Regions from separate parts of the Homo sapiens genome. Here region 1 is linked to region 2. The links are chromatin loops, found by intact Hi-C in ENCODE. Cell type or tissue: heart right ventricle. All regions are shown on one strand. Each heading gives the region's core, and the rest is flanking DNA. Links, peaks and the distances in the headings are about the cores only.

What was found. Peaks named below come from ENCODE experiments on the same cell type or tissue, not always from the same donor. Only the 100,000 strongest peaks of a DNase experiment are listed, where the experiment ranks them.
Region 1: it touches region 2 in a loop (4-fold over the local background); 31 of 110 quality-filtered maps call a loop at or near these places.

What each region holds. Positions count from the first base shown.
Region 1 is chr12:15,263,948-15,273,321 of GRCh38, forward strand. LOC105369673 (a long non-coding RNA gene) reads right to left here. Exons shown (of 3, transcript XR_007063224.1): 3 at 4,992-5,195. Among named protein-coding and RNA genes, the nearest start is that of RERG, 47 kb to the left of the region's middle. In heart right ventricle, for the core only: a CTCF peak has its summit at 5,208 (motif pointing left); a DNase peak (open chromatin) is centred at 5,141.
Region 2 is chr12:15,147,836-15,157,209 of GRCh38, forward strand. All of the region lies in intron 2 of RERG (RAS like estrogen regulated growth inhibitor), which reads right to left. It overlaps RERG-AS1 (RERG antisense RNA 1), which reads left to right and starts at 4,088. Exons shown (of 3, transcript NR_046559.1): 1 at 4,088-4,235; 2 at 6,405-6,505; 3 at 7,361-7,448. In heart right ventricle, for the core only: CTCF peaks have their summits at 3,850 (motif pointing right) and 4,834; a DNase peak (open chromatin) is centred at 4,792; H3K27ac peaks cover 1,160 bases.

The DNA of each region.
Region 1 (9,374 bases), core at 3,677-6,176, 120 kb after region 2:
ATAGGATTGTTGCTTACGTAATTAGTTAAGACAAGATCACACTGAAGTAAGCTGAGCTCCTAACTCAATATGATCATTGCCTTATAAAAAGAGGAAATATGGACAGAGACACACCAACAGGGAGATTGCCGTGTGGACATCATGGCAGAGATTGGGCTGGTGCATCTGTAAACCAAGAAGCACAAAAGATTTCCAACAAACCACCAGGAGCAAGGCAAGAGGCACAGAAGAGATTCTCACAACCCACAGAAGGAACCAACACTGCTAGCGCCCCAGACTTCCAGCCTCCAGAACTGTGAGACAATAAGTGTCTGTTTAAGCCACCCAGTTTGTGGTCTTTGTTACAGCAGCCCAAGCAAACTAATTTATGGTTAATTAACCTAAGAAAATGTGACCAAGCTAGTAATTAGAAAAATCAAAATAATAATAATCTATTTCTGCACGCCGATCAGATTGGCAATAGTACAAAAATATCAATGAATGGTGAGGATGTAGAGCAATAGAACTATCCTGTCATCTACTACTTTTGACAACCACTTTCCAAACAGTTTGGAACAACTTGATATCATCTGGTAAGTTAAATGTATACATTATTTCTTAATTCAGAAATTCTACTGTCAGGTGTATATCCTAGTGACTAATCAGTGTGTATAATGATTTCTAGTCACCCAGGATACATACACAAACGTGTAATTAGAAGCTAAATGAGAAACAAACTAAATCTATCAATAGCAAAGTAAATAAATAGATCAGTGTATACAGTTGATCCTTGAACAACACAGGTTTGAACTGCATGGGTCCACTTACATAGGAATTTTATTTTTCAGTAAAAACGGTAGGACCTCTGTATGGGCAGGTTCCACATCCACACGTGGATCAAAAATACTGTACAATATTCACAGAATGTGAAACCCTTATATAGGGAGGTATAACTTTTCATATCTGCAGGGCCAACTGTGAGACTTGAGTATGTGCTGATTTTGTTATCCATGGGCAGTCCTGAAACCAATGTCTCATGAATACTGAAGGCCAACTGTATTTCTTGCAGCAATGAAAAAAAAGTAAAGCTACGCACAACAATACGGATGACCATCACAAACAAAATTTTTAAAATATGATACAGATGGTTACATAAGTGTTTGCTTTATGATTATTTGTTAAACCAAATCAGCACATTATTTGTTTTTCTCTAGTTATATTTCACAATTTAAAAATTCTAATCTTTGTTTTCTATTTGGGGAAGTCCCACCCAATGGCTTCAATCTTTAGGTAGAAATTTGTCACTTGCCTACCTCTAAATGCACAGTCCAGAAGAGTAAAAACAGCAACAATGACAAGATTCTGTTTAAGAAAAAAGAAGAAGATAGATATTTGGTAAGGAATTAGTAGTATCTGCTCCCCTTGTGCCAGTCGTTGTTTGACATGCTTGTGCAATTATACTTTTTCTTTTTTATATACTTTTAAGGTATATATTTTTTCATACAAAAATGTGCATAAATGAGGTCTGCTCTAAAACTTGAGGAAGAAATTTTCTACATTCAACTTAGTGCGAATGAGTATGTCAGTGGTTACCTTGATTTACTTCTAAAAAACTGTCATGTGAAAGTATGCATCCTCAAGAACGAATCCCTCTGTGAGACAGATTATAGACTATCCCTCTTCTGTGGAGTTGGCCTCTCACTCAACTTGGCATAGTGCTCTAGAGAGGGCAGGCCTGCAACTATTTCCTGGTTCTGCTGAAGTGATAAGGATATAAATGGGATTATACTTTTCGGAATTTATCATTGCATTTTTACCTCAGGATCACTCTTTTTTTTTTCTAAATTTCAGAGGTTTTTGGTAATCCAAAATCTTCTGTGTGATGCCTGAGCCAACCCTTCCTCATAATTCTCTTCCCCCTAGTAACTTAAGGAGCCTCTATGGAAGTGGGGAGAGACAAAAGTGGAAGTCTGCTGGGTAGGGCTGCTTGGAAAACTTTTGCTTTCTTGACACAAAGGGATCTTTTCTGCTTGTACAGAATGTTGTGGAGATGTTGGCAGGTGTGATGCAGCAAGCATGGGGACTAAAGCAAACATATCATGGATTGTGGAGCAGAACTTGGACCAAACCCAAATCCCAATAAGCATTGCTGAACACTTGCATCAGCCCAGGATTACCTATCTATGGACTCCTACACCACATGCCATTAGATGCAGAGGCTACATCCTAAGATGTATTCCAGAAATCTTAGAACATAAAAATTATTTCTCACTCTGTCTACTTGTAGATAAATAGAAGCCATTGTTGTAGGACCCCATCCAGGGGCCTATGTCATATAAATTATTGAACGACAGTTTATTAGCCCATTCTCATGCTGCTATAAAGAACTACCCAAAACTGGGTAATTTATTAAAAAAAAAGAGGTTTAACTGACTCACAGTTTCACAGGCTATACAGAAGGCATGGCTGGGGAGGCCTCAGGAAACTTACAATCACAGCTGCAAGCGAAGGGGAAGCAGGCACATCTTCATATGGCAGCAAGAGACAGAGAGAGTGAAGCGGGAAGTGCTACACACTTTTAAACAACTAGATCACATGAGAACTCTATCACAAAAACAGCAAGGGGGAGGCCCCCCCGCCATGATCCAATCACCTCCCACCAAGCTCCTCCTCCAACACATGGGGATTACAATTCAACATGAAGAATTGGGTTGGGACACACAGAGCCAAACCATATCAGACAGTCAATTGAAATTTGACTTAAAAATCAGTAAACTACCTAGATAAGAGATTATAAATAACTTCCATAACAATTTGGTAATAAACTCCTGATAAGTCCTATATTTTTAAAAAATCCAGCTAAACTAAAACTAAACAAAAATGCTAATAATAGAGAGGCTTTCAAGTTCAGAAGAGTTAACGCTAGTTTAATTCCTCATCTTTATTCCCCAGAGTCTTGCTCTGTCACCCAGGCTGGAGTGGCATGCTGGGTTCACTGCAGCCTCTGCCTCCTGGGTTCAAGCAATTTGCCTGCCTTGGCCTCCCGAGTAGCTGGGATTACAGGCGCTGTGCACCATCACACCTGACTAATTTTTGTATTTTTAGTAGAGAGAGGGTTTCACCATGTTAGCCAGGCTGGTCTTGAACTCCTGACCTCAGATGATCCACCCGCCTCAGCCTCCCAGAGTGCTGAGATTACAGGTGGGAGGCACCGCGCCTGGACTCCTCATCTCTTTTCTTACCTTAAAGAAGTTAACTAACTTTTTGTCTCAATTACTTAATCTGTTAATTAGTCAATAATACCTTTTTCACAATATTATTGCTATACATGGAAAACAGCAGTTACATTTCTAGTACATGGTACTTTTTCAATAAATAGCAGCTATCATTAAAGCTCACAAAATCAAGTCATTCCCTAAGGTCACTAGCTATGCCAATTGATTCTTCTTGGGGCAATTGATTCTTCTTTTACGTAATAAGTGGATTAGACAAAATGACTCTTTAATATTCTATAACTACATAAGACAAAAGTTGTCCCTATAAACCAGCATCTCATACAAGTGGAGTTGCAGAGAAAGAAAATAATACTTGAGTTCTAGTCCTAACTCCACCACTGCCCACCAGGTCAACAGAGAAACCACAGATCCCTTCTGTGTAGAATTACAGGGTTGAGTGAATATGATCTCTGATAGTCTCTGATGCTGTTGGTACCAGACAAAAATGTCTGATACTTTTGGTCATGGTGGGCAGACAACATGTGAAAGCAGAAGTGAGTTCAAAGCTGGAAGAGTTCACCATATTTCAGGATCAACTGCTGAGACTTGGATGTCTGGCACCATTTTGATCAAAGGCTCAAACCTGTGCCTCTTGACTCTGGTGTCCAGTGCTGGGAAGTCTATTTGAGACACAGTTTTGCTTCCCTTGCTCTAGGATAAAAGGGAAGTTATAGGCTTGTATTAATTAAACGTCCGTAAAGTGTGGATGAGTGAGGCACATATACAATGAAAGTAAAAAGGGATGTAACCAACCTAAGGAAGGAGTTCTAAATTCCATCACCACACACTAGGCCTATATGAAGAGATAACACAATAATTATAGAAAAGGGATTATAAGCACCAGGACCTGAAAATCACCCCCCTCCTTTTTTTTTTTTTAATGGAGATAGAGTCTTGCTATGTCACCCAGGCTGGAGTGCAGTGGCATGATCTCGGCTCACCGCAATCTCCGCCTCCTGGGTTCAAGCAATTCTCCTACCTCAGCCTCCCGAGTAGCTGGGATTACAGGTGCCACACCCTGCTAATTTTTTGGGTTTTTTTTGTATTTTAGTATCACCATGTTGCCCAGGCTGGGCTCGAACTCCTGAGCTCAGGCAATCCGCCCGCCTCGGCCTCCCAAAGTGCTGGGAAAATCCCCTTTGAATGTCAGGGACAGGTTACCTAGGAGAAAGGCACAGCATTGCAAACATAAAATTAAGCAGTTAATTTCAGAGGAAAAGACTGAGTTTTAGAAAGCCCCTGTTCACTGGAAACAAAAAATGTGACCATACAAAAGAGCCTATAGCATCATTTCCAGTTTAGTCTAGTTAGTAGGGAGGGAATCATGATGTGTTGTGTGTGTGGTCTGGGCCTCAAGCCATTGGGAAATGCTTAGAAGAATTTGATCTACTATGTTTGTAAGTCTGATTTACTTGATTTACAATTTCTACAATTTCAGTACTTAGCAAGATGTTGTTAGATCTGTATTTGAGTGTTTAAAATAAAATCTGTATATATCTTAGTCAATTAAACATTTGAGATAATACAGATGTATTAAAGTTGTCATTGTAGTTTAACATATCCAAGGCAATTTTATTAAATACATAAAATGGTGTTGTTTGAAAAAGAATTTGATCTCACATATCAAATTCAGAAAAGCATTTTTTCAAAGTTACTAAATGTAAAAATAAAATAAGATTTATAATTCAAACTTAAAGTCTTGAAAATTTTTAATTTAAAAATTGTACCTTTAATCAAAGGAATATTGATTAAAATCCAAGTTTGGGATAGAATTCCTGTTCCTGAACAAAATCCCCACTGATATTATTCCTTTCAGCATTTGTCTTCCTGTAGTCTGGCTACCCCAGGCAAAGTGCAGCAGGAGGCAGAAGAATCCCATCATAAGTAGGTAGGCACAAATCTTTCACGTGTTTCTGCCCATGCCTGCATCTGTAGTGCCACCTAGTGTCAGAGAGGGATAATAACATTTTTAGAAGTCAAGGGTGGAGCATGAAACCCATTTCAATTCTCAATTTTTTCTTAAATTCTGAATGTGTGAAACTTTCCAAAATCGTGGTGTCTAAGCCTTTTTTCTCTCTGCTGTCTCATGGCATTTTGTGTTTTCTTGTTTATATTCCCATAGCACATTCTATTCATATCATTGAGTATATTTCTTAGCTTTGGGTTTAGTAAAACCTCTGCCTTCATGCAGCTTGTGCACTAGTAAGATTTCCACTTCTGTCATACTATTTATCACAGCTGGTTCATATCAGCATCATTTATATATGTCCACCTCTTTTATTGCCTGGGAGCTGTTTTCTCAATAGTGCCTCATTACTAAAGAGGGCCTTGCCTTGTGTTCAATGAATACATATGGAATTAAATAGATGAGCAAAAAAGAATATTGAGCATAATGTACAAATAAATTGATTTTATAGATTTAATGTTCCTTTCATCTTTGTGTATTTGGTCAACAATTATTTTCTTCATCTGTTTTATGCTGGAAGTCACACTGTTGTATACTTTCTAGCTAGAATAAGAGATAGGATAATGGAATTTCTCTTCTTTTGCATGAGAATGATTAGACGCTTATAAAAGAAAACGGTCAAGTCTACGATTTTTACAAAATAACATCATTTAGTCATCTTTTCTACTGTATTCTATTTCCTAATTTATCAAATGTTATGTGTCATGTGAGAAAATTTATTCAAGTACTACATACACAAACATCATCTTCCACAAACATGTCCTACTGTTAAATAAACATATCATTAATGAATCACAATGTTCAACTCATTAAAAGAAATTATAATTTTTTTAAAAGATAATTAATACTGGATGAGTTGAGGTAGAAATAATAGGTAATAATAATAGTAGTAGAATAATAGAAATAATAATGAATAAAAAATAATAGAAATATTTTATTTGATCCCAGGATACCTGATATCAAATGTACCATTTTAAGGAATCTTATATACTAGTCTTTTAAAAATGTAAACAATATTAACTAGATTCACAATAAAGAAGCTGATCTGCATAATTTTCATGTATTTGAAGCTCATGCAAATACAGAATGTAAAAACACCTATGATGTTTTGTTTCCTCATTCTAACCCCTAGAATGTGTGAATATGCTATATCACATAGCAAAGTCAGGCTAAGGTTGCTGATAAAATTATAGTTGCTAATCAGCTGACCTTAAAATAGAAAGTTTAGCCTGGCTTATTGAGGTGGGCCCAATGTAATCATGAGGATCTTTAAAAGTGGAAGAGAGAATCAGGAGAGAGCACCAGAGGTGGTAGCATGAGAAGAAGCTCAGCCTGACTTTGCTGGCTTTGCAGATGGAGAAAGAGGGCCAGGAGTGAAGAGGGCAGCCTCTAAAAACTGGAAAAGGCCAGAAAACAGATTCTTCCTAATAATTCTCAGAAAGAAACACTGCCCTGAGGGCACTTTGATTTTAGCCCAATATGTTAGTCCGTTATTGCACTGCTATAAAGAAATGCCTGAGACTAGGTAATTTATGAAAACAAGAGGTTTAAGTGGCTCATGTTTCTGCAGGCTGTACAGGAAGCGTAACAGCATCTGCTCCACTTCTGGGGAGGTCTCAGGAAACTAACAATGATGGTGGAAGGCGAAGGGGAAGCAGGCATGTCTCACATGGCTAGAGCAGGAGGAAGAGAGTTGCAGGGAGGTTCATGGAGGGGATGGTACCAACCCATTCATGAGAAACTGCCCCCATGATCCAATCACCTCCCACCAGGCTCCACCTCCAACACTGGAGATTGCAATCGAACATGAGATATTGATGAGGACACAGATCCAAACCATATCACCCAGTGAGACCCATGTCAAACTCCTAATCTAGAGAACTGCAAGTTAATACATCTGTGTTGTTTCTTTGCCACTAGATGTGTGGTAATGCGTTGTGGCAGTGATAGGAAATTAATTCATTCCTACACCCTTCTACTAAAGAATGATAGAAACTGTTGAAATTGCATTCCATTAGCTGTCAATATTGTTTATATTAAGTATTTAAATTAGGCTGCAAAAGTCAGGCAAGGAATAAACAATCCAGTCTTTTGATAGCAATACCAGAAGGATTTCATTAACTTGGGATTTCCTAACATCCAGTTAGTGATATATTGAGAAAGACCAAAGATCAAACCCCTATTATGGAATAAGAGTTATAGTCATTTATTTAGTATATATACATATACAAATTGTTCATATACAATATATAGTATATATGAGCAATTTACTTCATAACCTCACTCTTTCTATATATATGTGTGTGTGTGAACATATATATATTTATACATATATACATATATGCATTTTTTTCACATATATATTTTATACAGACGTGTGTGTACATATGTGTCTGCACACACACACACACGCACACATATATATATAAAATCCGGAACAAGTAAAAATATAAGATAGCAGACAAAATGTCTCAGTTAGTTACTGGCCAATCTGCATTTGGGTTTTTTCCTGTGCTTTAAAAGTGATATTGAATTTTCTCCAGATTTTCTATGCTGTTCTGATCCAGTTCGTGTTGCAACCCCATTTTCTTGTACCAAAACCTTTATCACGATTTGTAAAAGATTCTCAGTATGTAAAATTGTAATTGCTTCTAGATTTTGTCATCAATACTTTTATAAGGTTTCGCCTTCTCCAATAGACCTGAAAAATGCCAAGTTCTTACTTTGCCTGTTATCCCAGAGTGACTTTGCTTTTAGCTTTCTCAGTGCTTCAGCTCTGCATTGAGTTCTGATCTCTCTCCTAAGTCCTGTGTCTGTGTGCACTCAAAACAACATTGGTAGAGCCAAGTTAAATCCTCCAATATGATGTCAGGTCAGGAGCATAGCTTGAGACTTCTGTTTTCATCGTGGCTCTGCTACTTACTACCTATGTGACTTGGAACAAACTTTGGTGTCCTCCTTATTACTCCATTTCTCATCTATAGAATGGAAGATATTAATACACACCTAACAGAGTGGTTGTCAGGATTAGATGAGTATATATAACACTCATCTACACAAACATTTACCATATAAAATACCATTCCATGATAGTGAATGCTACCATGAAAGTTGTGCTAACCAGAACTAATATTATCAGGAAGTATAAGGAGGCTTAGCTTCTACATGTATAAATCTGAGTATTGATATGATATTGTCAAGACTCTCTTCCTCTCTTAGTTCTGCTTTTTATTTGCGCTGATCTTATTTTCAGGGTATCTGTTTGTGGTAGCAAAATGATTGGCAGTAGCTTCATCTTCTGAGCAACCACAGCAGGAGAAAAAAAAAAAAGGAGTATATCTTTAAAGGTGCTTCAATATAAATCCCAGAATTAGTTCTGATTGGCCCTAACGGAATCATGTGACTAGTCCCTAAACCAATCACCATGTTCAGAAGACTACAAGCCTCTTATTGGACAGTCTGGAAACAGAAGCAAAATAAAATTCGGGGAAATAGAAGTGAAAAAGCTGGCACAAATAACAAGCAAAAGCTTCCAGAAACATCATCCCGTTCAGCTGCATCCATCCTGTACAAAGGAGTCTGGTGAGGGGGCCCAAGCAGCTGCTGAAATCCAGCCAATTCCCCTCTTGTCCCACCTAACTGGGAGCCGAAGATCCTCAGGTGTCCTTTGTGCTAGGTGTGGCCCTGATCACATTCCCTTCCCCACTCCATGTCCCCAGGCCATGAGTAGGGCTAAGCTGAGAGAAGGAGAAAAGCTTTGAACTAAAGGGGAGATAAAAGTCTTATTTTTATTTGACGAGGCATTTTAATACCTAAAAATTACTAATTTTATATATACATAAAATATATATATACATATAAACGCATATATATAAAATATATGTATATATTACATATAACTAGTAATTTTATATAGTAATATATAACTACTATATATATAACTAGTTATATATATAAAAAATATATATATATATATATATTTTTTTTTTTTTGAGACGGAGTCTCGCTCTGTCACTCAGGCTGGAGTGCAGTGTCGTGATCTTGGCTCACTGCAAGCTCCGCCTCTCGGGTTCACGCCATTCTCCTGCCTCAGCCTCCCGAGTAGCTGGGACTACAGGCGCCCGCCACCACGCCCCGCTAATTTTTTGTATTTT
Region 2 (9,374 bases), core at 2,384-4,883:
AGGAATTGGACAGCACATCTGTGAGTCTTAATGGATAATATTAATCCATGTACATGAAACATGTAAAACATATATCAGATTCTCCCAGAATAACATGGAAGAGTGTCCAAATCTCGAATCTCCACTTACAGAGTGGTTAGACGCAAGAAAACACTGCAAATTTGAAATGATGTTCATTTGCAGACCTAGATTTTAATCATTTTGATATATAATATTTATGTAAGGTCATATTCTGCAAACCAAAGCCAGGGAGTCTTTCTGACCAGTGTAATTATATCCTTATAGCCCAGGGAGTGAGTGGAATATATTCTTAGATAACGTGACCTGAGAGAAAAAAGCCAGAGAGAGAAAACATCCAAAATACAAGGCTGTATGTAGGTGGATTCAAAACAAAACAAATTACAAGTGAACTATAAGTAATAAAGTCAGAAGACACCCAGAAGGCTAGGCAGACTGGCCATGATGGGGACTTCTGGGATTTTCAAAAGGAAGATTGGGAATGTTAATTGGAATAAAACAAGAAGGTGTGAATAAAGAAGGTGCGAATAAAGAAGGTAGAAATGCGGGGGGGAAATGACCTAAAAAACAAACAGCAAATGAAGGACCATGCCAGTGCTGGTCAGCTACAGTGAGCCTCCTGTTTCTGAAAGAACACAGAGATGAGTGTTGCAAGAATCAAACTTAAGACACTGGGAAAACATTTCTATCCATGTAAGCATAGGAAACTTTAAGTGTATTAATTATTAAGGAATACAAGTTATGTGCAGTGACTTGTTAAATAAGCCGCTGATACCAAGCAAGTGCAGAGACATTAAGGAGTCATGAAGTGAATGAGAAGAAGTCACTTTTATTACAACTACTAATTCCCCAGGAATTTGGAGATTTTTAAATACTCGTATATTCCAGCATCATTATTAACATGTCTATTTAGCACTGAAATTTTGGTCTGTACATGAACATCAATCATTTGGGCAATAGTTTCATTAAATTCATTTGCAGTCCTTTAACTCTGTTTTTTTTTTTTTTTTTTTTTTTTTTTTTTTTTTTTTTTTAGACAGAGTCTAGCTCTGTCACCCAGGCTGGACTGCAGTGGCGCCGTCTCGGCTCACTGCAACCTCCGCCTCCTGGGTTCATGCCATTCTCCTGCCTCAGCCTCCCGAGTAGCTGGGACTACAGGCGCCCGCCACCACGCCCGGCTAATTTTTTGTATTCTTTAGTAGAGACGGGGTTTCACTGTATTAGCAAGGATGGTCTCAATCTCCTGACCTCGTAATCCGCCCGCCTCGGTTTCCCAAAGTGCTGGGATTACAGGCGTGAGCCACCGCGCCCAGCCTGCAGTCCTTTAACTCTTAATGTTCAATATCTAATAGTGACTGAGAAAAACAGGGCTGTGTTTATTTGCTTATTTGTTCTTTCTGAAAAATCAAGACTTTTTCATCTATTTTTTATCACTTCATCTCAGGCTTTCCTTATATAGACTGAATTCTGATACTTAATTCTTAACATATTTTAAAATATTAATAGTAAAATGTATCTTTATATTTAAAGCCAAAAAAATGTATCCACATCTACTATGAACAAAGAAAACACCAGTGCTAGGCACTGGTGGGAGGGGAGGTGGATGATACATGAAAGCACAAGACAGAATTAGTACTCAAGGGCTTTGCAGTTCTGATGGGGAGAAAGATGTTCATTAACAATACTAGTTCATGGCAGAATGTGACCTGTGTTGCATACTGGAGGGGAAAAGTGCTACTTCTATAGAAGAGGGTGGAGACTTTAATGAAAGGAATTCCACTTCCAGTAATTTCTCTCAAAAGATCTATTGGACAAATGCAGAAAGTTACATGCACATAGATGATTCTTAGGTTAATATTTAGCCTATTTGTACTAAATAGCCAACAGCATGATTATGCCAACATGCCAATTCACATGGATACTGGATTTAGAAATGGTAGAAAATAAAATACTTTAAAGAAAAGTTGTTTCTGTTCATAAATGGTGTCTAGGACCAGCCTACAGATCTCCACCATCCTCGTTTCGTGACTATGATAGACATTACTAATCGATCATGTCATACTTTCCTTTGCGCTCTATGGCCTTAGAATCCTTCCTTCCTGAGAGTTACAACCCACTGAGATGAATGCATTTGCATATGCAGGGTATAGACAGTGGTTCTCCTACTATGCTACTTTGGTCTGTGAACCCCCCTGAAGGCTACTGGGGGAAAGGACGGGGAGGGAGAGTAGGTACAAGGCCAAGACTGCTCACTTTTGGACCACAGCTATGATATTAGAAGGGAGCTTAGTAGTCACCTTTGGATGGGATCTGGTAAAGATGCAGTGATGATATCTCAGGAGTTTTTCATTTGGGAATATTTACACAGTGTAAACTGTGTAATATGCATTTTTATATATTAAATATATTTTATACTTCAATACAAATTAAACAAACAAGCAAAATAATAGCTAACCTATCAGAGCCAAAACAAGATGGCGAGCTGAAACTTTATAGACCGTCAAATGTAGGCTCATATCTAGGCTCAACATTGTAACTTGCCGTGTGATTTGGGCAAGTCATTGGAGCTCTCTGTTTCATTTTCATTACCTGAAACAGGGATAAAGAATATCTAACTCATAGGATTGTTATGAGGAGTAAATGGCGTAATAAGGAACTTAGTATCATGTCTAATATATCATCGTAATATGTTAACAATGATAACTAACATTTATGTTCCCAGATCTGTTCTAGGGACTTAGTTTTCTCCAAAAAACCTTGTGTGGCAGGGCCTTTATTTTACAAAGAAGGAGACTGAAGCAGAGACTTTAATTACTCATCCAAGATCTCTCAGCTATTAGGTGGAAAAGCCAGAATTGGAATTCAAACAGGCTGCATATTAATCGCTGCATTCTCTTGTGTAATGAGGACCTGTTAAACAACAGTTATTACTATTACAAGAATAAATCCTGGCAGAGATGTGGGAGGTTATAGGGAAGAATTGAGTGTGGGCTGAACTGCTGTTCACCAGGAGGCAAAGGGCAACTCTAGGGTTAGGCTTTGAAATTCTGTGCTAAATAAATGGCTGCTATTATTATTATGCAATCTCCATACCTAATTTGAGACAGAAAATGAAAGTACATAATACATGCAATATTGTTATTGTACTTTATAAATACAGAAAACAGCTTGTGGAAACTTAATGCCATGCTCCCCTTTGGTCCACTACAGCCTGTTTCTAAAATCTACCCCAGGGGAGCATTCTACCTCCGTAGGCTACATCCAAAATCAGTCTTGGTTTTGTTGTGACTATGGGTGATTTTTTTCCTCTGTATTTTCTACGTTTTCTATAATGAACACACTTAATCTTAGAGTGGAAAACTGACTTTGAAAATAAAACAAAGCAAAAACAAAAACCAATCTCGGTAAGTCAATAAGAACCACATGTCTTTTAAATGGAAAACATGCCTATTTCTCCTTTGTTTCTTAGAAGCAGCTTGCCAGATACACAGTCCACAGCTTTGAACCATTTACATAAACATACCCAAGCCAAGTGTTTCCACGCAACAGCCAAATTGCACCCATATTAGCAATTTAATGACTTTGAAAGTAATAAGTGGTAGAAACTGATATTCACTTTGCTGGAATTCACCTTAGATATTCCTTACAAACCACAATCCAGTGGCATTTGTTGTAGATTGTAGATGTAGATATTCAAGAAACTTTGAAAGAAAACACTATTCATCTTGAGATGGGGGGAAAAATGCTAAGTGGTAACAAAAGGTAGAAATCTTTCAGGTGAAATGTAATGTCCAGGAACTGAATGGTAGTGGATCATAGTAAATCATCCACCAGAGGGCACTGCCAGAATATACAAAGTTTTCTTGGAAAAGATTGGACACCCCCTAACTCTAAGCAAAGAGAACTAATATGGTTAGGTTAACAGAATTCCACTTTTATTATGCTTCCTTTTCCTTTATAAATCAGGTCAGTCTTTTCCTCCTGATGAAGGAATTCATGAACTGCATGCTACCCTTACTGTTATGACTTCTAAAACTGCTGCAACCATTTGATTGGAAAAGTATTTTACAATAAATGCTGCGTTCCATGTGCTAAGTACTGAAGTTATTACCATGACAACAAGACCACCTTCTTGCCTACAGTTCGGAGATTAATAAAGGGCTCCTGAGATAACCACAAGGCACATGAAATAACCCAGGAACTATAAATTGCAAAAGGTAAATGCTGTTTTGTTTTGCACTTAAAGTACCATTGCTGTTCAGTGAAGGGAATATTGCCCACAGATGTTTTGGAAAGCCATCTGAGGAAGGCACAGAAGGTTGTACAAATAGAATAGGCAGAAAGGAAAGCAGAACACAGCATTAGCAAAGTCATAGGAGTCAAAATTTCATTGCTAAGGAAAACTAGTGCTTTTCATTTCATATTTCTGGCTGTCCTACTGACTTGGAATGCTTCAAATGCACCAATTCACCTGCCTTAGATATGGACTGATACTTCAGTCCCATCTGCTGTAATAGGTGAGCTTTTCATATTTTCTGAAGCTATTATCCATAGTGTTTCCCCTCTAATTTCAAAAGCCTAGAGAGAAACAATATGGAAAAAACTCTTGTTTTGGACAGAGAAGGCTCTGAAGCAAGCCACCTCCTAGAGATGGAGAGCTTCATTTTGTCCTGCCTGAGCCAAGATAGGACACAGTAGGAGTTTGCTGCAAGAACACAGAACACATCAGGTTTTCATGTAGCAGTGCCCTAAGAAGGAAACTGGACAAGGATAACTTGAATTGAGGAAACCAGTCCAGCTGGAGCACCACCCTGTGGTTTCGCATGGACTAGGAATAGAAATTTGCTCTGAAGAAATGTATTTTTAAAAGTTAACCTTCACATGGTATTTGAAGTTTCATAGAACTTTTTTGGATTGGAACCAGATCTAGCATGCATGTTCTTAGGTATTAAAGCCTAATATTATTATATTACTCTTTGAAAAAAATGAATTCTTTCATCATAGTAATTTTCTTAAAATATAACACTGCTTTTTACTTATATTAAATTCTCTACTGTTTCTGATGTTATGCTACTTAGGAAAATGCCATTTTCTTGTTAAATTAATATGTGCAGACAAGTATTTACTTACCACACATGAACATGAGCCCCTTATAAGTCATCACTCCTAATATTTATGGTCTAAGAATGAGGTAGTTCGGGTGAGTCACATATTTACACTTAGCAGAGAGATTAAGAAAAAAATTCGCACCACAATTTCCCTTAAGTAATGGAAAAAATGTGACTTGTTACACATTTGTTTTCTGGGTCAGTGTTTTTCCAGCTTTTCCATAGAGTCTTAAGGTCATCCAAGGTTTCTTTAGGTTTTCCTAAAAGAAAGAACTGGGGAGTTGTGATGGGTGCTTGATTTTAAATGTGATAACAATTATCTGCGACTTTTAGAGAACACAGCTAACCATTGTGAAGATTACTGTTCTGGATAGTGAAAAATATGAACCAGCAGTATAGGCTTTGAATGTTTGAAATTGATGATCTTAAATTTCTTAAATAACAGGGCCCTAGACATGCACTTTGCTCACAAAAGAGATCTTTTACCCCAGTCTTTAGAAATTTGCTTAAAGTGGGAGAGTCTAGTATTTATAAATAAAAGGAAAGCAGTAAGATTCAGAAAAATACCATTGAGATTTATAAGGAACTAGAGAACCATAGTTCCTGGAAAATCCAGGAGTAATTGAATAGCTTTTATAATATAAAGAAAAAGAATATTCACGGTGCATTACTTTTGGCAGCCTATCATCTAAATATGGCACCCAGAATAAATGCATTGACTGAAGGGAAATTGTATGATTTGCATAAATTTTACCAATGGCTATAAATTATCCTCTCTGGTGATTTTTCAAGATAGATAGTGTTATGGGTTGAATTGTGTCCCCTCAAAGGACACTGAAGTCCTAATCTTAGTATCTGTGAATGTGACCTTATTTAAAAATAAGATCTTTGTTGATGATCAAGCTAAGATGATTTCATTGGAGTAAGCCCTAAGTGATTAAATATGACTATGTTCTTATGAAATGGGGAAATTTGGACACAGAGACAGACACACACAGAGAGATGATATGGAAACATAAGGAGAACACCATCTGCAAGCCAAGGACGGCCTGAGGTTACCAGAAGCTAGGACAGAGGCAGGGAACAGATCCTCCCTTACAGACTTTGGAAGGAACCAATCCTTCTGACGCCTTGATTTTGGAGTTCTAGCCTCCAGAAGCATGAGGCAGTAAATTTCTGTTGTTTAAGCCCCCCAGCTTGTGGTACTTTGTTGAGGCAGTGCTAGCAAACTAGTACAGTTATATATTCTGAATCCTTGTCTTTTGGCTTGCCATTTAGCCCCCGAGTCTCCCTGGCAATCAATAAAGCACAGAAGCTTTGTTCAGATTGCCAACCACCCGGTTCAGTTCTGGACAACCTCATACTGCCATCCACGTAAGGCAAGTTCCTTTTAAAGTTTGCCAGACCAAAGCAATTAAGAGGGCAAATCTGTTGGAAAAACTCACATATTGCATTATGAAGCCAAATATAAATTCTACTTTGATTATTGTTCCTTATGAAGGAGAGCAGTGTCTCTAATAATCAGAAAAGAATCAGGGATTGATTGTATTTCATTTTCTTCGAGGAAAATTTGGCCAAATAGCTAAAGTAACCTGATTAATGAGAAATTTGCAGAATGGGAAAAACACTGCAATTATAGGCAGCAACCATGGACATCCGCTGATGGCCAAAGAACATAGCCAGTCTTCTGGTGCGTACATTATGTGGCAGCTCGTTGGTCTCCTGCCAAATAGGACAATCAATGTAGGTTGAAATTTGTCTCAATCTCACTCGGCAATCATATTCATAAACACTGCCTCTGTGTCTTATTTAGGTGAGACAGCAACTTAAAGACTATTATGTAAACAGAATTTTCATACCTAGAATTTTAAAAATGTATTAAACTTTAAAAGGGTCTTTCCTAATATTTGATGGAGGAGCTTCAGAATAGTTAATTTAAATGAAATTGTAGTATTATATATTTTCATTTTTTAAAATGTTAAGTTGCTAAGTGTGAAGGCTTTAGACACTGACACCTCATATTGATTCTTGCTTTACAAAGAGACTTGGAAAAGAAACCAGTGTATGTATAAAATGATTAATTGGGATAAGAAACTCAGCTAAGAGATATTCAGACTGGAAAAAACTAAATAAAGAATATAAAACAAGCAATTAAAAAAAGGAAAAAGCAGGCATGGTGTTGAAGTATATGAAGTAATCTAACACCACTGTGTTTTTTCATCTTCATTTTCCAGTGTCTATGCTGCATTGTAACTTTTGGAAAAACATGCACACACCTGGTGCCACCTGGGTAGGTGTGACCAGAACCTGCCTGTTGGAAAATAAAGGATTAAAAAAATGAAATGAGAGAAAGTGACACATAAAAGGACAACTTAAGGTTTCCGCAAAGCAAATACATAACCAAGCTGATCAACCCTCCAGCATAGTCCTTCTGAGCTGTGTTTCCACAGGAAAATGAGGGTAGAGGCAATCACAAAAGTCTTGGCTCTCATCCACCCCTGTGGCCTGCTGACACAGGCCCAGCTTGCCAGAGCACTGGGGTCACAATGAAGTTGCTGCCAGTAGAGCTGCTTTCATTAAAATTGAGTAAGAAGAACAGGTAATGGGGTTGGGCAGAAACTAGGACCTGAAAGTGGTTGGGATTGGGGGACTCCTGTCTTCTAATTGGGAAGGCTGGGTAGGGCTTCTTGGTAGTACCTGACAATTATCTTGTTCTAGCATTTACAGCCTTTCTCTACTCCTGGAGTCACTGCAGGGCCCCCAGGGGACTCTGAAAACAGCCAGTTGTTAAGCAAGGGTATTCTCCACTAGGGCTACCATGAAGTTTATATTATAGAGCTGGATCTTTCACCCCTTTTGTGCTGTAAACCATTTGTGCACAGCCTTTGAACTATTTCTCATAATAATACTTTTTAAATATATATAAAATATATGTCATTACAAATAAAATCAACTATGATGAAATATGGCACATGTATACATATGTAACTAACCTGCACAAAGTGCACATGTACCCTAAAACTTAAAGTATAATAAAAAAATATATATATATATTTATAAATATTGATATACTGTTAGAAAAACATTTTTTAAAATAAATAGGTGATATAGTAATTACATTCTTTATTAATATGTTCAATATAATCTGGTCTTGAGCTTATTAATTATGATTTCACATTAATGATGACGAAAAATAACATTTTGAGATATCAGCAACAACTGATACGAATGGAAATATCCATCATTTCTATTAGGGACAAAGTCACAGGTATTGCTAACACTGTGATTTGTTTCTACATTCATCATGGAAGGCAGTGCCAAATGTCATTTAAGGGTGCATGAAAATGTAGATGAAATGTTTTCCCATACAAGTTCACAGACCCCCTGAAATCTACCTGTGGACCCTTTGCTGGATCTGGAGTTCAGGTTAAGAACCCTGCCATACAGGCTTACCCATCCTAATACGGAAGTTTACCACAAATACCACATCAGCTTTCATGCAATTGTATGATAATTACCAACTTTTAAAACAGTGTCACTTTAATCTCTATCTCTCTGATGATTCAGAAATCACTTCAAAATTTTCACAAGAAGTAACATTGTGAGTATCAAAAAATTTGCCCTGTAGACTTGGGGAATGCTTGTTAATGAAATTACTAGGTTCAGAAAATCTCTAATAGTTGTTAGTATTTTCTTTCTAAACAAGAATGTGCAACAAATGATGCAAGAGCAGAATGGTATTATCATTGCTTTGCGAGTCCTCAGGAGAAAGAAATAGAGTGATCAATATGATCAATAAAACAAGGCAGTTTAAGCTTAAGTCAGACCCTGAAGTCAGGCGCATTTTCGTGCAAATCTCAACCCTACTACTCACATTTGACAAGTTATTTACTTCTCTAAACCTCTAAGCCTGTATCTGAGCTACAAAATAGGGATAAAAATAGTGCCTATCTCATAGAGATATTGAGGGGATTAAACGAGGTAATACATGATAACATACTAACTCAGGCTCTGTTGTTAGAGGATCCATTGCCCCTCTTGCAAAATGGGAAAATGGAAACCATCTTCAAGTCTGTCAGACATCTCTAAGCCTGTCTTTTCTTCCAGCCTCTTTTCTTGGAGTTGCTCTACATTTTCCACTGTAGTGGATGGCCTCCGTTTTTCATTCGGCATTGCAGGAATTTTGAAGAATACACAGTTTTTGAAAAGAGACAGACAGTTCAAGAAGACAGGGGAAAACAGAAGAGG